2 separate regions of the Homo sapiens genome follow, and region 2 is linked to region 1. The links are chromatin contacts, found by Hi-C or POLR2A ChIA-PET in ENCODE. All regions are on one chromosome and are shown on one strand. Each heading gives the region's core, a stretch centred on a gene start or an enhancer-like site at or near the end of the contact. The rest is flanking DNA. Distances are from core to core; before and after follow the strand shown.

The links. A loop is a pair of places that touch in the nucleus more often than their neighbours do. ChIA-PET counts read pairs that join two places held with the same protein, here RNA polymerase II (POLR2A). Pooled maps may share reads with other maps.
Region 2: a loop to region 1 is called in a pooled map, with 8 times the contacts of the local background. The contact joins two enhancer-like sites. A Hi-C loop is called at or near these places in 3 of 37 single-sample maps with no recorded cell type and 8 of 50 pooled maps. POLR2A ChIA-PET finds 5 or more read pairs at or near these places in 2 of 52 experiments (T-cell and activated T-cell).

The regions. Positions count from the first base shown.
Region 1 is chr7:106,764,901-106,772,722 of GRCh38, reverse strand. No RefSeq gene overlaps it. Among named protein-coding and RNA genes, the nearest start is that of LINC02577, 6.2 kb to the left of the region's middle. Within about 2 kb of position 4,547, at least 4 of the 41 ENCODE cell types and tissues checked have a DNase peak (open chromatin) inside an H3K27ac peak, as active enhancers do.
Region 2 is chr7:107,123,970-107,131,791 of GRCh38, reverse strand. It overlaps PRKAR2B (protein kinase cAMP-dependent type II regulatory subunit beta), which reads right to left. Exons shown (of 11, transcript NM_002736.3): 4 at 3,497-3,580. Among named protein-coding and RNA genes, the nearest start is that of HBP1, 41 kb to the left of the region's middle. Within about 2 kb of position 5,156, at least 6 of the 41 ENCODE cell types and tissues checked have a DNase peak (open chromatin) inside an H3K27ac peak, as active enhancers do.

The sequences.
Region 1 (7,822 bases), core at 3,298-5,797:
TACCCACTCATAGAAATGCTGATACAGAACTTATTCCTGTGCAAGGTAGTTTATTCCGTGGTTGGAAAGCCACAATATAGAAAAATGTTCATGTTATTGAACAAAAATTTATCTCAGTGTAATTTTTTTGTCATTCATTTTTATTTTATTTTTCTATAGGTTATTGGGGTACAGGTGGTATTTGGTTACATGAGTTAAGTTCTTCAGTGGTGATTTGTGAGATTTTGGTGTGCCCATCACCTGAGCACTATATACTGCACCCTATTTGTAGTCTTTTATCCCTCACCAGGCTCCCACCCTTCCCTCCAAGTCCCAAAAGTCCATTGTATCATTCTTATGTCTTTGTGTCCTCATAGCTTAGCTCCCGCATATAAGTGAGAACATACCATGTTTGGTTTTCCATTCGTGAGTTAATTCACTTAGAATAATAGTTTCCAATCTCATCCAGGTCGCTGTGAATGTCATTAATTCATTCCTTTTTATGGCTGAGTAGTGTTCCATCATATATATATAATATATATATTATATATATTATATGATATATATATAATATATGTATTATATATATTATATGATATATATAATATATGTATTATATATATTATATGATATATATATAATATATGTATTATATATATTATATGATATATATATAATATATGTATTATATATATCATATGATATATATATAATATATGTATTATATATATCATATGATATATATAATATATGTATATATATATCATATGATATATATATTATATATATTATATGATATATATATTCCGTCATGTATATATGATATATGTATCATGGAACCAACCCAAATGCCAATCAATCAATTAGTGGATAAAGAAACTGCGAGATATATATATATATATATATATATATATATATATATATATATATATATATTCCATCATATATATGTGATATATATCATGTATATAATTCCATTATGTATATATGATATATATATATATATATTCCATCATATATATATCATATATATATGGTTGAACTACACTGGGCTTTAACTACACTGATCTATGTTTCTTCCATCTTTTAACATAAATAAGTCATTGCCTATATTCCATCATATATATATGATATATATATATCACAGTGTAATTTTTAACTGTAATCTTAGTTTTTTTTGTTTTGAGTTACATAGATTTTATCAATTCTTAAATTATTTGAATTCAACTATCAAGTTTCTCCTAAATTTTCAATGTTGTAGTAAGAAAGAAGATAGCATTATTAAGTGGCTACTGTGCAATATTAACACTTTTATCTGGGTGTTTTCAATTAAAACTCAAAATAAGTTAATGCCAAGTAACCTCCATTCCTGCATTGATGAGACTAGTAAAGTTGCTAAAACCATAAGCCCTGAATTTAGGCACACCTGGATTTAAGTCTTGGCCACTTACTAACTATAAATTGCAGAAATTACTTAGCCCCTCAGGCTTAGCTTCCTCGCTGATAAATTTTAAAAGCAATAATTCTAATGATAATGTGGTGGTTATGAGGTTAAAAAATATAATGCCTGGGCAACATGATGAAGCCCCATCTTTATGAAATATATATAAATTAGCCAAACATGGTGACGTGCCTGTAGTCTTAGCTATCGGGAGGCTGAGGTGGGAGGACTGCTTGAGCCTGGGACGGGGAGGTTGCAGTGAGCTAAGATTGTGCCATTGCACTCCAGCCTGGGCAACAGAGCAAGATCCAGTCTCAAAACATATGTATATATGGCATGTGACTATATAATGCATAGTAACTGTTCAATAAATGTAAGCTATTGGTATTATTAGTCTCTCTGTCTCTCTCTTTTTTTTTGGCCTTATGTTTATCCCAAATAATTTGTATTTTCTTTGTTTTGGGCCTGATTTCTATATGAAGAAATAGTTTTGAATTGTCTCCTCGTGTATTAGCTCTGTCTCCCTAATTTTTAAATTGAAATATTCATAAACATGCATTCTGTGGTTTTCATGTTTTTGACAAAAATATTGAACAGAAATGAGCAAATCATAAATTCTTGGAGTTTGCCTTTTAAGGTGGAAGTCAAGTCTTTGGCCAATATTCTTTGGGTGACATTGAATGCCTAACTATGCAGCAAACCACCAGTCATCTTGCTGTTACCTGGGCCCTCATTCCTCCATCTTAACAACAAAAGGTGTGCATCACGATATTTGGCAAATGCTATGCTAAAACCAAGGCATACCATGTGCATGCCTTCCTCCTGACACACAGGCAACCAAATCTAAGAAAAGAAGTGAGACTGGTTGGCATGACTTGTTCTTAGTGAATTCACACTGGTTAGTATTTGTTTACTGTATCTTGCCTACAAATCATCCATTTTAGAATTTTGTTTGGCGTCTGCATGAGGCTCATCAGTTTACATACAGATCTCATTCTTTCACTATTTTTAGAAGTAGAAACATTTTCCAGCCATTAGTCACCTTTTCCATTCTCCTTGATTCTCAGGAGCAGTTCTCTGATCTCATCTGCAAACTCTTTTGATACTTTGGGATAGAATTTGTATTAACAGAAGTTTTGAAGTCATTCAGAGTAAGTGAAGATTTCTCTTACTATCTCTTTTTCTATTGTAGGTTTTAATTCTCTCTTCATAATGTTTGCTTCAAAATTGATGTTCATCTCTCTTAGAATATGGAAGGAAGCAGAAAATTGAATGGTTCTTTGATTATGTTATCATTTGTTAAGGTTATATTGTAATTTTTTTTTTTTTTTTTGAGACAAGGTCTTGCTCTGTGGCCCAGGCTGGAGTGCAGTGGAGTGAACATGGCTAGTGAGGGTTTACTTTCTGGGCTCAAGTGATCCTCCCACCTCAGCCCCGAGTAGCTGGGAACACAGGCGTGTGCTACCACACCTGGCTAATTTTTTACAAAGTTTTGTAGAGATGGAGTCTCACTTTGTTGCCCAGGCTGGTGGGCAAGAGGTCCTCCTGGGCTCAAGTGATCCTCCTGCCTTGGCCTCCCAAAGCATTAGGATTACAGGTGTCAGCCACCATGCTTGGCCTAAGGTGATATTGTCTGAGATACAGCATAGGTTTTTCTTCCCAGATCTTTTCTTGGCTACGGAGATTAAAAAGAAAAACAGCTTTCTTGCTGTCTTTAGTATTTATCTCCGCCCCTACTTTATTTTAAGACTTTATTCTCATAATACTCTAAACAAATTTTCCCTTTCTTTTATCGCATGCTTGGGTCTGTCCACCCCATCCGTCCTCTGAGCCATAGGAACCTCGAGTCTTACTACTCCAGATCTAACCCTCCTTTTACCTCCTCTCTGAGAACTGTGTGCTCCTAGACTATTATTCTATTCTTGCTGTTTATGTTTTCAGCACAAGCTTGTTTATGGTCAATTATCTGAGATTATTTCTATTATATTTTCTTTCCAGACAGCATATCTTTCCTCCTAAACAGGATCATTTTTGTAATGCTCAAGTAATCCTGTTTTCAGAGTCTACATTCCTCTTCTAAACATATTCCCTTGGGCACTATTATTTTCCTTACTTTTTATGAAGCCCCCTTTCTGAAGGTCTGACCATTACCTTTTTCACTATTATAAACATCAAGGCCATTTTATTCCAAGGTTTGCTTGTTTCTGCATTTGACACCTCCTTCTTTCTTGTTGGAATCCAGGACAAAAATTTCCTAAATGTATTCCTTTACCTGCTGAGGGAAAATTGTCAGTAACCCAAACCAAGAACAAACTCTCCGTCTGCTGTGCGCTGGGTTGAATGTGTGCCTTTCCCCAGCTTATGTTCACCTGGAGCCTGTGAATATGACCTTATTTGAAAATACAGTCTTTGCAGATGTAATCAAGTTAAGACGAGGTCATACTGGATTAGAATGGGCCCTAAATTCAATATAACTGGATCCTTATAAAAAGAGGAGCATTGGGACACAGGGACACAGACAGGGAGAAGATCGTAGGTGGAGACTGCAGTGATGCATCTAGAAGCCAGGGAGCACCAAGGGTGGCAAGCAACTGCTAGAGGCTAGGAAGAGGCAAGGAAGGTTCCCTAGAGGCGTCAGAGGAAAACATCAACCTGCCAGCACCTTAGTTGCAGACTACTAGCTGCCAACACTGAGATAATAATTTTTTGTTGTTTTAAGCCACCTAGTTTGTGGTGATTTGTTATGGCAGCATCAGGTAACCAATACATGTGGTTAATAGCAGGATACCACTAACTGGTTCCAGGTGGCCAATTCTGTAGCAGTTTTGCTACATGTATCAGAAGATAGCATGGCTATGTGGCAAGAATATAGACTTTAGGCTTAAAGACCCATGCTCGAGTCTTAGACCTACCACCGATGAGTTGGGCGATCTGCAGCTGCTAAAAGAAAAATTTTGGACAAACTAAATTTAACAGAGTTTAATTGAGCAAAGAATGTTTCATGAACTGGGCAATCCCCAAACCAGAATAGATTCAGACAGACTCACGTGAAAAGGATTTATGAACAGAAAAATGAAAGTGAAACAGAAGTGAGGAATAGGAACAGCTGGATTGTTACAGCTTGATGTTTGTCTTATTTGAACGTGGTTTAAACAGTTGGCCATCTGCAATTGGCTGAAGCTCAGTGATGGGTACAAGAGCAAGTTACAGTCTGTTGATACATCCAGTTAGGTTACAGTTCACTATGTGCAGAGAAACCTTTAGCCTCAACTTAAAAATATGTAAGGAGGCAGCTTTAGGCTAAACTTAATTTAACAGGGCATGGTCAATTAATCACTTATAACTTCCATAAAATAATGATAATGTATTATTCATCTGATAAGTCTTCTCTGAGATTGAAGAAAATGTGAGAAAGCACATTTTAAGTTATAAAGCCCCAACAAAGGCTATTGTATTGAGCACCCTTGACATAAGTAACTCCATCTTAAAAAAAAGACTCCATCTTACATTTCACGGGACATTTTGCCAACAGGGATACGATGTTTGCTTAATAAATTTGTAATAAATAAAGACTGCATCCAACCAGATAAGGGCATAAACAAGCACACACTTCCACTATCAGTCCTCTGGTGGTCGTAAAAAGAGCAGGGCTTCAGCAGCTCAAAGCGGCCATCTTAACTGACATGCTCTTACTGTCACTAGTGATCAACACCTGGCATCTGCTGCTGAAGGCTCTGCCCACATCAAAGACTTTTCCTTTCAAGACCTTTCCTGGACCGCCGAGCACAGACCAGGAGATTCTTTCTGTCTTCATCGTCACTTTCCTCGGACTACTTCATTAATCCTTTTTCCTATTCCCTTTCTCTTGATGTTAAATATTACTTTGGTGTGGAATGTTTAATCTTAACATTTATATGTTGATGAAATATACTACTATATATGGTTTGCAATGTTGACTGACTTGTGGAGTGGCTTGAGCTGTGTGCTCTGACTACGGAGTGAACGAGAAGTACTAAGGAGAGAGTTGCCTTCTTGAGAACTCCATGTAGCTTGTGGCTTTTGTGGTTAAAATAGCATCAGTAAAAATCTGACATTGTGGAGACACAAACATGCATGGACCTGGTTATCTCTGACTTTGCCCTGCTCATGAGAGCTATCTAGGATTGTTTTACCCAATTTCCTTCATGTGCTGGGTATCTGTATTACAGTCCTTCAAAGATACTACTTCCATCTCTTTCCGGGTTTATCCCCTTTTAAATACTTCTACTCTCAGATTTTAAATTTCCATTGGAATATATATATTCTTGACATACAATTTTCCTATCCTATCCTTTCGAGGAAACGTTTTCCTTTTGAACAAGGTATGCATGCTCTTTTAATGTTGTATTCCAGGTATGCATCTCATCAGTAAGTCTCAATGATCCTGAGACAGTGTTTACCAATCCTTATCTAAAAATCTTCAAAGTATGGATACGGTGTGCATGTGACATATACACATTTGAGTCCTAGAGTTTTTTTAGGTCTACTTCTATGACATCATCTCTGGAGAATTATAAGGTTTCTCTTCTGTGGGATCCTTGCAGTCTTTCATTGTGTCTGGTTTTGAGTAGTTTATGTCTGATTTATCTTTTCCTGAGATTTGATCTCTTCTTCACTCTTGTGCTGGGTACGTCTTTTTGCCCCACCCCCTCTCTCTGCCCCTGGCACCCAGTGGATTTGAAATAAGCTTCTTCAGATTTTCTTCTGGCTGACTTTTCATTATTTGCTTCATGCAATTTTGTTGTCAGGCAGACATTACTCTGAGTTAGAATATTATTGTATAGTTTTTAAAAAACTTTTTAAAAAAGCTCCCCCTTTTTTCTCATAGCCTAAAAATAAAGTAGATTTAAGAAGGAATCCCCCCTGCCCCAATATCTGAGAGGCCGTCATGTGGAAAAGGGATTAGACTTACTCTACATAGACTCATGTGTGGAGATTACAGAGGCAGTGTGATCCTAATAAAATAATAAAACTTTTCTAATGATCAGAGCTGTCCAAAAACAGAATGGCATGCCTTGTGAGGCAGACAGCTCTATTTCTGGAAATGTTCAAGGCAAGTGCCTTAGGTCAGGTTCTCTAGTAGGAGAGCCTGAAATGGAGTGACTCATTAAGGGAGTGGGTTCAGGAGAAGCCAGTAGAGGAGTAAGCTGAGCAGGGGACGGGAGGGGAGGAAGCTGGGCAAAGATGCGTGTACGCTAAAGTCTGACCCCAACCTGATCCTGCGGGAGTTCTGGGGCATGAATGGTATCACAGAATTGTCCTTCCTTGGGTCTTTTGTGCTTCTTCATCAGTCAGTCATTGCCTGTGTGCTGCCTATGGAGGGTGTGTGTGTTGGGTAGGGAGGCATACGCCTTACAGGCATTTCTAGGCAAGACAGCTCTGCTGAAGGCTATTCTTAGGTTAGGGGTACAGCTGTGAGTTGCCAACAGCCAACATTCACACAGCTGGGGAATGCAGGCATTTACCAGATAAACAGGACCTGAGTAGGACCCCAATAACACCTACTGCAAAGAGGAACAATTATGCAGAAGCTTTACTTTTTTTTTTTTTTTTTTTAAAGATAGGGTCTTCCTCTGTCACCCAGACTGGAGTGCAGTGGTGCAATCATAGCTCAGTGCAGACTTGATCTCTCAGGCTCAAGTGATCCTCCCACCTCAGCCTCCTGAGTAACTAGGACCATAGGCACACTACCATGACCAGCAATTTTTTTTTTTCATTTTTTTTGGTAGGGATAAGGTCTCCCTATGTTACTCAAGCTGATCTTGAACTCCGGTGCTCAAGTAATCCTCCCACCTCAGCCTCCCAAAATGCTGGGATTAAAGGTGTGAGCTACCACACCCGGCCCACATTGCCTTTCTTTATACCATTCAATGTGAGATAGTGATACCAATGGTGAGAATATAGATTTTGGTCTTGCTGAGGGCTTGTGTCTTAGTCTGTTTTCTGCTGGGTAATTTATAAAGAAAATAAATTTATTTGGCTCATAGTTCTGGAGATTGAGAAGTCAAGAGCATGGCACTGGCATCTAGTGAGGGTCTTCATGCTGCATCATCCCCTGGTGGAAGGCGGAAGAGCAAGTGAGTGTGCAAAGGGGGCTGAACTCTTGCAATAACTGTAACCTACTCTTGTGATAATGGTGTTAATCTATTCATGAGGATGGAACCCTCATGGCCTAATCACTTCTTAAAGGCCTCACATCTTAATAGTGTTGCAATGGCAATGAATTTTCAATATGAGTTTTGAAGGGGACAACATACAAACCATAGCAGCTTGATGGAGTTGTGTTGGGAGACAATTCTTCAAGGGTCCCTTACATTTCTGCACATTTTGTGAACAGAGGCACAAACTGCTTTTGTATTGATT
Region 2 (7,822 bases), core at 3,907-6,406, 360 kb before region 1:
AGCTTAAACTAAAACCTCTAATCTGCCATGTTTTGGGCTAAATGTCTTATTCCAGGTGGTAATTTGCTGAGAAAAATAAATTTTACTTACTTATATCCTATATCATCTCTGGAAGGATTTAAATAGTAAGGGAGTCATTCAAGGTGGTCTGAGCTCAAATTCAAAAAAAAGGTCTTCTGAAAACTACTATGTATATACATTTGCTTCTTCTCTATAAAACATTCGATCATGACAATTCAGAAACTGGATGTTTTTTCCCTCTATGTGTTGGTTTTTAAAATACATATTGACCTTCAGCAAAGCAGTGAAAAAAAGTCTAAAAGAACTCTTATGTTTACAAAATAATCACACTAAGCAAAGATGCTCCTTGCCAGACTGTATTAGCAAAAGCTTTCTTAAATATTAATAATTTAAAATGCAACCAAAATTTTCACAATGCTTTTAAAGAGCTAAAGTTGAAATGGCAAGGAAGATCAATTAATTTAGAAGACAGAACAGAAGAGACAACATCCCAGGAAAGCATAATTAGCAACGATTTATGCCTGTGTGTCACTTAACCCTACAGACACCAGAATTTCACGACTTAGTCCCCGCTGAAGCATTAAAATACTGGTTCATTGAATAGGAAAGCATGCAAACATAACACATGTAACAGTAACCAAATACTGAACTTGAACATTTTCACATCTAGCTCTAGTCTTTGGTATTCAAAGTATGTTGTGGGCCAAGAACATCAACATTACCTGGGAGCTTGTGAGAAATGCAGACTTTTCAGGCTCCACTCCAGACCATGAGAATCCAAATCTGCATTTTAACAAGATCCCCTGATGATACATCAGCATATTAAAGCTTGAGAGCACTGTTTTTGGTGACCTCTGAAATTCTCCCATGTAAAGTTCTAGTCAAAAAATACAGACTTCTTGAATAAAGCCTACCTCTAAGTGTAAAAGTAAGGATTAATTTTACCACTGCCTTCTGTGTGCCTCCGGAGCAAAAGAGTTAAATACTACATTGGTCCTTGCCTTAGAGAACATGGGATCCATAGGCTAGCTTTGATATCAACTCAGGGTACTGAACCAGGTCTTTGCTTCCTCAGCACTAACTCCCACTGCTGGTAAGTGATGGTACTCGGCAAACGTGGATTGAATGAACTGAGCAAACAAACTTGAATGGACAAGGATCTATCAGGGCCACTCTGAACTACTGAATTCATACCATGAGACTGTAACTATGTTCAAGGGTTTGGCATAACTTTTTTTTATTTTTTATTTTATTTTTATTTTTTTTGAGACAGAGTCTCGCTCTGTTGCCCAGGCTGGAGTGCAGTGGTGTGATCTCAGGTCACTGCAAACTCCTCCACCTCCTGGGTTCATGCCATTCTCCTGCCTCAGCCTCCCTAGTAGCTGGGACTACAGGCGCCCGCCACCACGCCCGGCTAACTTTTTTGTATTTTTTTAGTAGAGACAGTGTTTCACCATGTTAGCCAGGATGGGCTCGATCTCCTAACCTCGTGATCCACCCACCTCGGCCTCCCAAAGTGCTGGGATTACAGGCATGAGCCACCACGCCCGGCCCGGCATAACTTTTAACAAGACTTGAATTAGATATTACTTAAACACCATCATTTTATTACAAATCTATCCAAAACTATTATTTAGGATTAAATATGTATACTTAGATAACTATAAAAGTGTCCGAGGTGCATGAACCAGAGCAACTCCATCTTGAATAGGAGCTGGGTAAAATAAGGCTGAAACCTACTGGGCTGCATTCCCAGATGGTTAAGGCATTCTAAGTCACAGGATGAGACTGAAGGTCAGCACAAGATACAGGTCATAAAGATCTTGCTGATAAAACAGGTTGCAGTCAAGAAGCCAGCCAAAACCCACCAAAGTCGAGATGGTGACGAGAGTGACCTCTGGTCATCCTCACTGCCACACTCCCACCAGAACCATGACAGTTTACAAATGCCATGGCAATGTCAGGAAGTTACCCTATATGATCTAAAAAGGGGAGGCATGAATAATCCACCCCTTGTTTAGCATATCATCAAGAAATAACCATAAAAATGGGCAACCAGCAGCTCTCGGGGCTGCTCTGTCTATGGAGTAGCCATTGTTTTATTCCTTCACTTTCTTAATAAACTTGTTTTCACTTTACAGACTCACCCTGAATTCATTTTTGTGCGAGATCCAAGAACCCTCTCTTGGGGTCTGGATGAGGACCTCTTTCCTGTAACAAAAGGATAACTTAAAGCATTCTTGTCTCAGTCCCATGTTTTCTTTTGAGAGCCTAGTGCGCGTACAGGGCCGTGAGCCATCTGCTACTTACAGAGTGATGCAAAGATACAAAAGACACAGTTCCTGCCCTCAGACAATGGACAGATGAAGTGACTGATGGATCCTGGGTCTGGTCAAATTTAGGCCTATCAAAGCCAGTAATGGAGACTCAGAGATGGACATACAAACTCGTAATGTGTGGGCCTAACATAAATCTCCAAAGTCACACAATGTACTGTGTTCTGGAAGACGTAATATAAACATAAATTACACTAGAAACAAAAGAGATTTTTAAAATATTTCAGACTGTAAATATGACGCAGTATATAACTGGTATGATGCAGTACATGAATCTTTATAAAAACGTCCTTTTTAAGAAGACCTCATTTTAAAAAGAGCAGGTATTGATTTAATGCTTCTCCTCTAGGGCATCACCAAAAACTTGAAGATGTTGAGTTTGACCAAATAAAAAAGTCGAGGTAAGTTACAAAAGTTGACTCTATTTTCACATTTGGAATATGGCAGCAGAGGTTCACTCCTAAATAACTATACAGCAATGACTAAGCATAATCTGAGATGAAGGAAGCAGAATATGTACATCACAGTGCAAGACAAAGTCTGAACAGCACGTGCACTCATACCAAGAGTGGGTATTCTAGAAATACCGAACCCAAAAATTAGAGATTTCCAAATCCTTATAAAGGACCAAAAAAAAAAAAAAAAAACCTCACCTTAAAGCCAAGTGAAATATTACTTTTAATCTGTATAATACACAGATAATGAGTTTATACACATTCAAATATAATTACTACCACTGGCTGTAAAGAGAAACAATCCTCCATGGGCCCTGAGCATCCCTGCATATTCCTGATGGGTACGAAGAGGGCAAGTTCCTACCATCTTTTTACCTGTGCCATTTCTCAGGGCTGTTTTTGTAGCCCTGAGATAACATCTTGAGAGATGAGAGAATATCTTCCACAGGACAAACACCTCAGGCTTCTTTACTTCTTGCTCCAACAGCAGTATATTCCCCCAAACTCAATATTCCTCTCCTGCAGTTCAACCTACTGTGCATTCAAGCATCCGCAAGGGGGCCTTTACCATCACCCCAGGGTGATCAGCTTACAAAGAGGGCAAAACTCAAGACCCTGTACAGTTCTTGACACTGTCACTGGGGGAAAAAACAAAGCCATTTCTATTATTAAGATTTATCTTACCGGATCCAGATTCTTAAACAGCAGGATGTCTTTGCAAGCCTCTTGCAACCTATTTCTTTGATCATCAGTTTTTGGATGTATAATCTAAAAGGACATCAGATTTAAAAAACAAAGACATTAGCCAATACCATCTCACTCAAAGAGATTTTAAAAACTAACAAAAATCAGAACCAACATTAGAAAGAAGAACTGTTAGCGCTCAAGTTTGCTTCAGGTTGGTGCTGAGATTCACTTTTGGTGACTGGTAACTTATGAGCCTACCAAGTAGGGGAACATAATTCACCTTGTTCGGGGGAGGTTGGTATCCATTCATCAATATAGCACTGAAATGTTTTTCAAAAGCATATTTTCCCCTAGGTTAGCAAGTTCATTATGCACACAACTGTGACTGGCTAGGAAGATTCCAAAGCTCCCAGCCAGTGGGGACCCGTACAAAAGGACAACAGGTGCCAGCAGCTACACTGAAAATTTGGACTGCTGTCATTCTGTTTCTACTGAGTTTAATACTCTTTCAGGATGTAATTCTTTCTTTTGAATCTTGATAAGGTCCCTGGAAAGAAGTAAAATGTTTAAATGTATATGGCATTAGATGCCGAATATATTTTTACACATGTGGTATGTACCTGCCCCACAGCGAGCAAGTGATTTTTAGAAGGGAGCAAACAATCATGCACTGCCACTCCAAGAGAATATGTGTTCCAGGGAAAAAGAGTCCAAGGAGGCTGGCTGGTGCACTGATTTCAGAAGGAACTCAAGGAAACTAGTGTGCTATATTCTCACTAAACTTGTATTCTAGAGTGTGAAGAGTGGCAGAATGCCGTGTGTGTAAGTGTGGCTTGCTATCTCTCGAGTCCCTTTTCACTAGCAGGAGGCTCAACTGACTTGGACCAAAAGGTCCACTCTTTTGTGAACATGAACAGTTTGTAACTATAAAATGAGTTAGAGGGGCAAGGGGTAGTCCTAAAAGCAGCAGACACGGAGTTGGTTTTCCTGAAGACCTACACACCACCCTTTCCTATTCCAATGCTCACTCAAAGAGTGACCACAAGAGCTGATGGGCAGGTACCTTGCCTCTTCAGGCAGCCTGCCCTACCATCAGAGCATCAGAGCTCACAGAATCAGGCAGCAGTGGAGTTTATAGCCACAAACATCAAAACTCACAATGGGAAATTTAAATCAGCATTTCAAACCACATCAGATGGCTAAAAATTAATGAAAATTATAAGCCTGAAAAGAATTGGGGAAACTTATAGTATTGCTAAACTATTTATATGTAAACTATTGATATATATACCATTTATTTGCATTATGTAAAGACTACATGAAAGAACTACTAGCTAGTAAGAGAAAGGGTCACTGCACTTTCCCCTCTAAGGGTAAGGTAGATGTAAACCTTTGTTTACTATCTGCCCAATATTCATCTCAAACTAGATTCTAAGATGACACACAAACACAGACAAAGTAGATCCCAGGGACTTCTCATTCACTGCTGCATAAGAAACCTTTAAAATTCAGGTATTAACCAAACCACACCAACCAAACTTCACTTCCTCCTACTTCAAATAAGGAAGGCTAACACACTAAAACAAAACAGAAAGTCATTTCTCACTTCACAAAATCCATCTAGAACTTCAAACCAAAGCAACCGAGATGTCTGCCTGCTGAGAAGCTGTTCTCAGAAAGGAAAGGGGGGAGAGGAGAGTGCATCAGGCATCAGTATCGTGCACCTGCTTCGCTCTGGTCAACTTTATGTCTTTCTCTCCAACCCATTCAATTCCTATAAGCCTTCACACAGAAATCCAGCTTTTTCCTCTTCTCTCTTCTTCCTGCTACCTCTCGTACCAATGACGACTTTTTTTTTTTTTTTTTTTTTTTGAGACAGATTCTCACTCTGTTGCCCAGGCTGGAGTGTAGTGGTGCGATCTCAGCTCACTGCAATCTCCGCCTCCCGGGTTCACGCCATTCTCCTGCCTCAGCCTCCTGAGTAGCTGGGACTACAGGTGCCTGCCACCACGCCTGGCTTTGGTTTTTTTTTTTTTTTTTTGTATTTTGTATTTTGTATTTTTAGTAGAGACGGGTTTTCACCATGTTAGCCAGGATGGTCTTGATGTCCTGACCTCGTGATTTGCCCAGTTCAGCCTCCCAAAGTACTGGGATTACAGGCGTGAGCCAGCGCGCCTGGCCTCTTTTTTTTTTTTTTTTTTTTTTAAGACACAGTCTTGCTCTGTCACCCAGGCTAAAGTGCAGTGGTGGTGCACTCGGTTCCCTACAACCTTTGCCTCCTGGGTTCAAGCGACTCTCCTGCCTCAGCCTCCTGAGTAGCTGGGATTACAAGTGCCTGCCACTGTGCCCAGCTAATTTTTGTATTTTTATTAGAGACAGGGTTTCACCATCTTGGCCAGGCTGGTCTCAAACTCCTGACCTCATGATCCACCCGCCTTGGCCTCCCAAACTGCTAAGATTACAGGCATGAGCCGCTGCACCCAGCCCAATCACCATTTCTAAGTAGTATTTTTTTTCTCAGCCCCACCTCCATCACTATGGTCTACTGCTCTCCTCCTGTTTCCCTTTTCCCTCACCCTGCCATTACTCCTCAGCACTCAGAGTCCACTCTCTGTAATTAACCTCGTCGGTAAAATCCCTCTTCACTGGGGAAAGTAAACAGCCAGAAAGCGGGTGTGGTCTCTGACACTCCAGCTCCTCTGTACTGCAGCCACCTGCTCTGAAGATGCTCTCCTACATTTTTCCTCTGGGGCTTAGCATGATCCCACCTAAGGGATCTCTCTCTGGATCACTGAGGCCTCAGCAATACACCCAAAGTGTGATTTTAGTGTACTAGAGGCCACTTTGGTTTTCATTAAAATTCATTCCTGATTTCAGATAAAAATTTTATTTGTTAAACAAACATAGCATAAATACATGCCAGGTACTATTCTAAGGGCTTTACTAATATTAACTCATTTTATCCTAGTGACAGATCCCATGAAGCAGGTTAAGAAATTTAGAGTTAAGGAAATCAACTTGCCCAAATCACTTGTCCAATGTCATCCAGTCCACAAGGTGCAGAGCCAGAATTCATGCCAGCCAGGCCAGCTACAGAGTCTATATTCTAAACCAGGGATCAGCAAACTACACCTGCAGGCAAAGCTGTTTTTGTATGTATGGCCTCTAGGCTAAGAATAATTTTACATTTTTTTAATGACTGGGGGAAAAAAAATCAAACAAATGATAATATTTCCTGACACATAAAATCTATATTAAATTCAAATTCAAGCGTCATAAAGTTTTAATGTAACCCAACAGACATGCCTTTCATTGATGTATTACCTACAGCTGCTTTCAAGCTACTATAGCAGAACTGAGTAGTTGCAAAGGAGACCCCATGACTCCCCAAAGCCTAAAATATTTACTCTCTGAAAATAGTGCATTTTTCAGTTAAAAAAAAATTTACCAAAAAAAGTTTGCCAACTTCTGCTCTAAATTTCTGCTGCCTTTCCATTAAAAAAAAAAAATTAGAAAAACAGTTAACAAGTAAGGTTTTAACTTAGACATTTTCTTTAAAGAACACTGTATATCGGTCAGGCACAGTGGCTCACGCCAGTAATCCTAACAGTTTGGGAGGCCAAGGTGAGTGGATCACTTGAGGCCAGGAGTTCAAGACCAGCCTGGCCAACAGGGCGAAACCCCATCTCTACTAAAAATACAGAAATTAGCCAGGTATGTGGTGGTGCATGCCTGTAGTCCCAGCTACTCGGGAGGCTGAGGCATGAGAATCACTTGACCCAGAGGCTTGGGGGCTGTGTTTTGATTCCTACACTGTTTCACTGTTTCTTTAGCACTTCATGTTTTTTAACTTTTCACTAATTTATTCACTTGTCTGCTTCTGCCACTAGACTGTAAGCTCCAAGAGGGCAGAGACTTGTCCATTTGCTCACCACTTTACACCTAGCACCAGGCCAGATATACAGGTGGAACTCCAAAAAATTTTTGTGGAGAAACATAAGAAATACTCTACCCTTATTAGCTCTTCTCTACCAGTTTCTACATGCTAGATCTAGATAACCCTTACATTTTCATTTATTAAAGGCATTCCAACTAAAATCTGTTATTTTCCAAAATGAGTCTTAAGTATTTACATTTTCTTTGAATTCATATCAGACGATAAATTTCTGTTTATACTACAGACTTACTGATTTGGTGAGTCTCAGAAGTAATACAAAATGTCCAAATGAAATGTAATTTTATCACAATATAGTATACATTTTCCTCATAGATATTTCCCAATATCCTTCTACATCTAAATAATTTTGAAATCTGTAATAATCA